2 separate regions of the Homo sapiens genome follow, and region 1 is linked to region 2. Evidence: chromatin loops called from intact Hi-C (ENCODE). Cell type or tissue: HCT116. All regions are shown on one strand. Links, peaks and the distances in the headings refer to the core of each region. The heading gives the core; the rest is flanking DNA.

The links. Peaks named below come from ENCODE experiments on the same cell type or tissue, not always from the same donor. Only the 100,000 strongest peaks of a DNase experiment are listed, where the experiment ranks them.
Region 1: it touches region 2 in a loop (3.0-fold over the local background); 2 of 110 quality-filtered maps call a loop at or near these places.

The regions. Positions count from the first base shown.
Region 1 is chr12:57,993,232-57,997,641 of GRCh38, forward strand. No RefSeq gene overlaps it. Among named protein-coding and RNA genes, the nearest start is that of ATP23, 54 kb to the left of the region's middle. In HCT116, for the core only: no CTCF peak of the experiment used is centred there; no DNase peak of the experiment used is centred there.
Region 2 is chr12:58,823,336-58,827,745 of GRCh38, forward strand. No RefSeq gene overlaps it. Among named protein-coding and RNA genes, the nearest start is that of LINC02388, 44 kb to the left of the region's middle. In HCT116, for the core only: no CTCF peak of the experiment used is centred there; no DNase peak of the experiment used is centred there.

The DNA of each region.
Region 1 (4,410 bases), core at 116-4,115, 830 kb before region 2:
TTTAGCCATCCTTTGATAATAAATTTTTATTTCTAAGGCGCTAGGCATAGACCTAGAGGCATTTTACTGTGGTAGGTTTTTATCTCTTTTAAAATAAATAGAAAGGGACATATGAATTTTTATCAAATCATGGATCTAAAAACAAAGCCCATGGTAACAGAATGTTGCTGCATATTTCCTAATAATGCTTTATTACTAACATTTTCTTATTATCCTAAAAACTAGTTACTTCTCTTCCAATTTTATGGTAATATAAAGTTATTGGTTGAAACATTATTATAGCTGTTTTATATTTGAAAATTTATTTTGGGACTGAAGTCATATCTTCAGGGAAAACATGATTGTATATTCATAGATGTTATGATTTCTTAACTGAGTCTTTTAATTTTTATAATATTTTAATACTTTTATTTGTCTAAATGTTCAAATAATCAATATCCCAAGGTTTAACAGTGCTTACAGTGTAATTGCATTTAGGACAATAAATTTTATATTGACAGTTCAGGGATCCCTATTTAGTTGAACATAACGAATTATGAAACCCCATTGGTTGAAATCTGGTTAGATGCTGCTGTTAATGATTTTCTTTTTCCTCTGTTATTAGTATTTTATGTTGTAGTTAGTAGCTTCTAAACTTCACCCCTATGAGCACTCCTATCCTTTCAAATGATTATAAAGTGTTTCCCCATTTGATAAATTGTGGTAAAATACATGAAACAAAAAATTTGTCATCGTGACTATTTTTAAGTACACAGTTCAGTATTTTTAAATGCATTCATAGTGTTGTGCAATCATCACCATCATTCATCTCCATAACATGTTTCATCTTGTAAAATTGAAACTCTGTATCCATTAAACAATAATTCCCCATATTCCCTTTTCCCCAGCTGCTGGCACCCGCTATTCTACTGTCTGACTCTATAATTTTGAACTGCTCTAAATACCTCATATAAGTGGAATCATACAGTACTCGTCTGCTAGAGACTGGCTTATTTCACTTCACATAATGTTCTCAAGATTCATCTATATTGTAGCCGACATCAGAATTTCCTTCCCTTTTAAGGTGAAATATATTTCATTGTACAGATATACCACATTTAGCTTATCCATTCATCCATTGATGGACCATGGGTTGCTTTCATGGTTTAGCTCAAAAATGCTGCTACCAACATGGGTATACAAATATCCTTTGAGGCCCTGCTTTCAGCTTTTTTTGGGTACAGAAATAGAATTCCTGGATCATAAGTTAATCCAATTTTTAAATTTTTGAGGAACTGTCATACTGTTTTTCACAGCGGCTGTAACATTTTACATTTTCACCAACAGTACACAAGGGTCCCAATTTCTCCACACCCTCTCCAACACTTCTGTTCTGTTCTGTTCTTTTGGCAGTAGCCCTCTTAATGGGTGTGAGGTGATATCTCATTGTTTTGATTTGCATTTCCCCAGTGATTAGTAATGTTGAACATCTTTTCATGTGCTTATTGGCTATTTGTGTATTTTCTTTAAAGAAATGTCTGTTCAAATCTTTTGCCCATTAAAACTTTTTTTTTTCAATATGGTGGGCAGTTTAGTATGGCCCAACTCATAGTTGGAGGGAGGCAGGGACAAACCCAGTGTGCTTCTGCCAGCTCTGAGGCCACCACAGGACTCATAGAGAGTAGGCTCATAAATAGACAGGAACCAGAGATCGCACTGGCCTGCCAGCCACTGCTTCCAATTCCTGTTTGTAGAAAAAAAAGACTGCCACCTTTTGGTCCACTGGCTTTTTAAGGCCAATGGGGATGAGCAGATGGCAACTCCCAGGCATCCCGCAAAGAAGGTGAGTCACCTTAAGACTTTTGCCCATTTTGAATCAGGTTGTCTTCTTGTTGTTGAGTTTTAGAAGTTCTCTATGTATGCTGCACATTAATCCCTTATCAGATATGATATTTTCTTTCATTTTGTGGGTTGTGTTTTTACTTTGTTGATAGTATCTTTTGATGTACAAAATGTAAACATTGTTTAGGAAGTACAATTTGTCTATATTTTCTTTTGTTGTCTGTGCCTTTGATGTCAAATCTGAGAAATGACTGTCAAATCCAATGTTGTGAAGCTTTTGCCCTGTGTTTTCTTCTAAGGGTTTTATTGTTTTAAGTCTTATGTTTAGGCTTTTGATCCATTAAAACATTTTAAAAATTGTTTCATTTTTGTTTTTAAACTTATCATAGAGATGAAGGTCTTGCTATATTACCCAGGCTGTTCTCAAATTCTTGGCTTCAAGCGATCCTCTGCCTTGGCCTCCCAAAGTGCTGGGATTACAGGCATGAGCCACTGTGCCTGGCCTCTGATCAATTTTGATTTAATGTTTGAATATGGATTAGATAAGGATCCAGTTTTATTCTTTTGCAAGTGAATATCCCATTTTCCCAGGATTATTTGTTGAAAAGACTGTCTTTTCCCCACTGAATAGTCTTGGCATTCTTGTCAAAAATCATTTGACCATATATATATAGCAGGGTTCATTTCTGGGCTCTTAATTCTATTCCATTGGTATATATGTCTGGCTTTATGCCACTACCACAGTATTTTAATTATTATAGCTTTGTGGTAAGTTTTAAATTCAGGAAATGTGAGTCCTCCAGCTTTGTTCTTTTTTTCAGGTTGTTTTGGCTATTTTGGGTCCTTGAGATTCTATATGAATTTTAGGATGGGTTTTTCTATTTCTGCAAAAAATGCCATTTGGATTTTGGTAGTTTTTGCATTGAATCTGCAGATCACTTTGGGTAGTATTGATGTCTTAGCCATATTGTCTTCCAATCCATGAACATAGGATGCATTTCCATTTGTTTAAGTCTTCTTTAATTTCATCAGTGATTCATAATTTTCATTGTAAAATATTTTACTTCTTTATTTAGGTTAGTTCCTAAGTGTTTTATTCTTTTTAATGCTATTGTAAGTTGAATTTTCATAATTTCCCTTTTAGATTGTTTATTGTTAGTATGTAGAAATGCAGCTGATTTTTATGTGCTAACTTTGTATCCTGCTACTTTGCTGAATTCCATTATTAGTTCTAATAGTTTCTTTTGTTAGAATCCTGAGGGTTTTCTATATATAAAATTATATCATCTGTAAACAGAGATAATTTTACTTCTTCCTTTCCAGTTTAGATGTCTTTTCTTTTTCTTGCCTAATTGTTCTGCGTAGAATGTCCAGTTTTATGTTGAATTCAAGTGGCAAAAGTGGGCATTCTTGCTCTGTTCTTGATATTAGAAGAAAAGCTTTTATTGTTTTACCATTGAATATGATATTTGCTCTGGGTTTTTCATAATGCCTTCTATTATGTTAAGGTGGTTTCCTTCTATTCCCAGTTTGTTGAGTGTTTTCTATCATGAAAGGGTATTGAATTTTGTCATATGCCTTTTCTGCACCAATTGAAAAGATCATGTGGTTCCCTCCCCTTCATTCTGTTAATGTTGTTTATTAGAGTGGTGGATTCTAATACGTTGAACCATCCTTGCATTCCAGGAATAAATCCCACTTGATGATTGTGTAAAATGCTTTTAATGTGCTGCAAGATTTGGTTCGCTAGTATTTTGTTGAAGATTTTTGCATCAATGTTCATAAGAGATGGTGGTCTTTTGTTCTTTTTTCTTTCTCATTTATTTTTATTTAATTAATTGTAAAGATACAGGGTCTCACTCTGTCACCCAGGCTGGAGTGCAGTGGTGTTATCCTAGCTCACTGTAGCCTTGAACTCCTTGGCTCAAGCAATCCTCCCACCTCAGCCTCCTGAGTAGCTGGATCTAAAGGCATGTACCACCATGACTGGCTAATTAAAAAAAAATTTTGTTTTTAGAGACAGGATCTTTGTCCCAAGTGCTCAGATAATATGCAGTTACAGGATCTTCAGGGTGTTGTTTTTCTGGCTAGAAACCTCTGTGGCTAGGCTGTTTCACCAACTCACCTTGGCAGGCTGCACTTGACCTACTGGCCTGGGTCCCATGCCTGCCAAGGGTGAATCAGACATGGAATGGCCAGGGGTGTGTGAGTGAGCATGGGGTCTGGCCACTGCATAGTCAGACATGCTGGTTGCTGCAATGGGGTGGGCAGCTCCAGGTGCTGTCACAGGTGCTGGCCCTCTGCAAGGCTGCAGCTGGACCAGGCACACCACAAGCAGCTTCCAAGGCTGGAATGGGGAAACATGGTGATGCCTGGAGGCTTGGAGATGCCAGGAACTGCAGGTCCCCAAAGAGGGAGTCACAGTCCTGGCTTGGGGAGTTCCCAGGTCTGGGCTAACTGAAGAGCCATAGCTCTTCTTTCCTTCTCTTCTCTCACAATGTCGCAAGCAAGGGGGTATGTCTCAGCCCTGTTTGTGTTACAGCTCTTTTAGCCTTGCCATTTGGACTTGTGCCCAGGAAGAATGAAGTA
Region 2 (4,410 bases), core at 155-4,154:
TCAAAAAATTAAAAACATGACCCATTTTACAGTTCTCCTCATGCTATAAATACACATTGCCTCCTCATACCTCTGTCATATGCAAAGATCAAGCCAAGTTGAACCACTTAGGGCTAGGCACATTAAAAAAAAACCCTTTTTTAAAGGTAGGAATTACACAAGTTAAACTAACTCCAGTATATAATAAGAATAAATCAGGTATAAGATATTAAGTAAAGTTACTATACCTGGTATATTTTTTATCATTCAGTTTAATTTCACTGGAGTTTAAAGATGACACGATTCTTAATCTTGTAATGTGAATGTGGCATATGTAATTTATATAGAGATGCTTTACTTACCACTCATTCATTCTTTCATCTTTCCTGGAAAATAAAATAATGAGAGCATTATTTGGTTACTTCTTCCTTGCTAAAACTTTCATGATTCTCTTTCTCTCTCTCACACACACACATACACACACACACACACACACACAGAGAGAGAGAGAGAGAGAGAGAGAGTCAGCTTTCCTGAGCAGCGATTCAGAAAAAAAGGATGTTTCTGATGAACAAGTTTAAGAATAGCATTTTAATTCTTCAGCCATTTTTTGTTGAAGTGTTACACATACATAAAAGTGTGCAAATCATAAGTACACAGTTCAGTGAAATTTCACTATGTGAATATCTCTGTAATCAGTACCTTCTATTTAGTGCTATTCAATATAGCCAGATGTGACTATTTAAATTTTAATTAATTGAAATTAAATACAGTTAAAAATTCCACGTTTTATTTTCAGACGAGATGAAGTAACAGGCACCAGATTTATTATTTTAATGGGAACAACTAAAAAACTATAAAAATGTATGAAATAAATGGTTTTAGTGATACTGAACCTCAGGCAACAAAAGAGAAAAACCAATAAGGTGAGCTGTACTATTGCCTTAGCTTACTGCTTGGAGGAGATGTTTAGGAAGCAACAAGCAAAGTGAGAGGAAACTCAAGCAGAGCCTGTCTCCTTGAGTTGATGAGATGGACGTGGGTTTTCTCAGAATTCAAGGCTGAGTAGAGTTCACAGGGCAAAATATCAGAGAAGAGAGATCTGCGCAGAGAAAGAACCCTGGAAATTTACAGAGGGTCTTTCTCAGAGTATTCTGTTGAGTATTTATCCATACTTATGTGTGAGAAAATTACCTAAGGCCAGAGAAAGAACCACTTGAAAGAATTAGAGGGAAACATGGTCAACACTCTCCTAGGAATAGTGCTGGCCTTTAACAGCTAGACTAGAAACACTATATCTGATAGGGAATGGGTTAGAGTAGTAAGAAATGTACTGATTCAATATTGGGAAAAAATTGTCTGTACTTAAAAGAGAATGTCACCAAATGATAATGCAAGCAAAAATGTAAAAGCAGTCCTTCAAGCAGAAGAAAAATGATTTCAGATAGACACTCGAACCTCCACAGAGGAATAAAGAGTGTCATAAGTAATAACTACATAGGTTAATATAATGTATTTTATTCTTATTATTTAAACCTATATAAAAGATAGTCAACTGTTTAAAAAAATAGTAACAGTGTAATGTGGGGTTATACCATATGTAGCAGCAAAATGAATGAATAACACAAGGTTAGGAAGCAGAGAAATGGAAGTTTCTATTGTATGCTACACATGAAGTAAAGACTTACTTGAAGGGAGACTGGTAAGTCAAAAATACATATTATAAACTCCAAAGCAACCACTGAAGTAACATAACAAAGTGTTATAACTAATAATCCAACAATAAAGATAAAATGGGATCATAAAAAAGAAAAAGAAGAAAAATAACATAAACAAATGTGACAACGAGAAAATAAAGAAAAAGATGGCAGGTTTAAACACAACCATATACATATTCACCTTAAATGATAATGGTCTAAATACCTAAAAAGTAGAATTTTTAACATTGAATAAGAAAGGAAGGCCCTACAACATGCCACTTACAAGGAACTCACCTTAAGTATAAAGATATATATAGGTTAAAATAAAATGATGTTTAAAATGAAACTCACCTTAAGTATAAAGATACAAATAGGTTAAAAGTAAAATGATGTTAAAATATACTATTGACAGTAAACAGAAGATAGCTAGAATGGGTTTATTAATATCAAAAAAAGTAAATTTCAGACAAGTAAATTACCGGGGGAAGAAAGGTAATTTCCTAATAATAAACTGGTTCATTCATCAAGAGAGCATAACAGTTCTCAATGTTTTGCACCATATAAATGAGTTCAAAAATATATGAAGCAAAACCAACAGAAATGAAAAGAGATATAAACAAACACAAAAGTATATTTGGAGATTTCAACACTCTTTCCCAGTTATTGGTAGAACAAGTAACAAAATATAGAAGACCTGAACAATACAAATTATCACCTTGATCTAATAGACAAGTATAAAACATTCCACCCCAAAACATGAGAACATACATCTTTTTAAGTGCCCACACTGCATTTTCAAGTGAGACCATATTCTGACCCAGAAAACTAGTCTCAAATAGAAAACCTGAACAGACCAATATCAAGTAATGAGGTTAAATCAATAATAAAAAGTCTCCCAAAAAAGAAAAGCCCAGAATTAGATGGCTTTACTGACAAATTCCACCAGATTTACAAAGAAGATCTCACATCAATTCTCCTCAACCTATTCCAAAAAATTGAAGAGGATGGAATTTTCCCTAACTCATCCTATGAGGCAAGCATTACCATGATACCAAAACCAGGCAAGATGAAACAAATAAACAAGCAAAAACTGCAGAACAATATCCCTGCTAAACATAGATGCAAACATCCTCAACAAAATAGTAGAAAACTGGGTCCAACAACACATCCAAAGGATAACACACCATAATCAAGGGAGATATATCCAAAGCAGCAAGGATGTTCAACATATGCAAATCAATAAACGTGATATCTTACATTAACCCAATGCAGGAAAAACTACAATTATCTCAATAGATGCAGAAAAAACATTTGATAAAATTCAGCACCCCTTCATAATAAAAACTCTCAACATAGTGGGCATAGAGGGAACATACCTCAACATTATAATGGCTATATATGACAAACCCACAGCTAACACCATACTAAATGAGAAAAACCTGAAAGCCTTTGCTCTGAAAACTAAAACAAGACACGAGGAACTCCACTTTTACCACTCCTATTCATCATAGTACTTGAAGTGCTAGCCAGAGCAATCAGGAAAGAGAAAGAAATAAAAGGCATTGAAATTGGAAAAGAGGAAGTCAAAATGGCCCTTTTTGAATATAATCTTATATCTAGAAAAATGTAAACACTTTACCAAAAACTCTTAGATCTAATAAATAAATTTAGTAAAGTTTCAGAATACAAAATCCCATTTGTAATAGCCACAAAAAGTACCTAGTAATAAATGTAACCAAGGAGGTGAAAGACCTCTGCAAGGAAAACTACAAGGCACTGATGAAAGAAATTGAAGACAACACAAAAAAATGGAAGGACATTCCATGCTCATGAACCAAAATAATTAATATTGTTAAAATGACCATACTCCCCAAGGCAATTTACAGATTCAATGCAATCCCTGTCAAAATACCAATGTCATTTTTTTACAGAAATGGAAAAACAATCCTAAAACTTACATGAAACCAAAAAAGAGCCTGACTAACCAAAGCAATCCTAGCCAAAACGAGAAAGCTGGAGGCATCACACTACCTGACTTCAAAATATATTGCAAGTCTAGAGCAACCAAACAGCAAGGTATTGGTATAATAACAGAAATATAGACCAAAGGGACAGGATAGAAACGCAGAAATAAATCCAACTGTTTACAGCCAATTGATTTTCAACAAAGTTGACAGGAACATACATTGGGGAAAGGACACCTTCTTCGATAAATGGTGCTGGGAAAACTGGATGTCAATATGCAGAAGACTGAAACTGGATCCCTATCTCAGCAAATACAAAAAATCAACTCAAGATGGATTAAAGACTTAACAGTAAGAGCAAAAACTATAAAACTACTAGAATAAAACATAAACACTTCAGAACATTGGTCTAGGCAAAGATTTTATGGCCGAGACTTCAAATGCACAGGCAAAGTCAAACAATGATAAATAAATGGGACTGTAGCAAACTATAAACCTTCTGCATAGTGGAGAAGACAATCAACAGAGTGAAGAGACAACCTGTTAAATGGGATAAAATATTTGTAAACTAATTATCTGGCATTGGACTGATCTCAAATATTTAAGGGAGTCAATTCAATAGTAATAATAATAATTAATAATAACAATAATAATAATAATAATCTGATTTAAAACTGGGCAAAGGACATGAATAGACATTCCCCAAAAGAAGACATACAAATGGCCAATGGGTATATGAAAAATGCTCAATATCACCAGTCATCAGG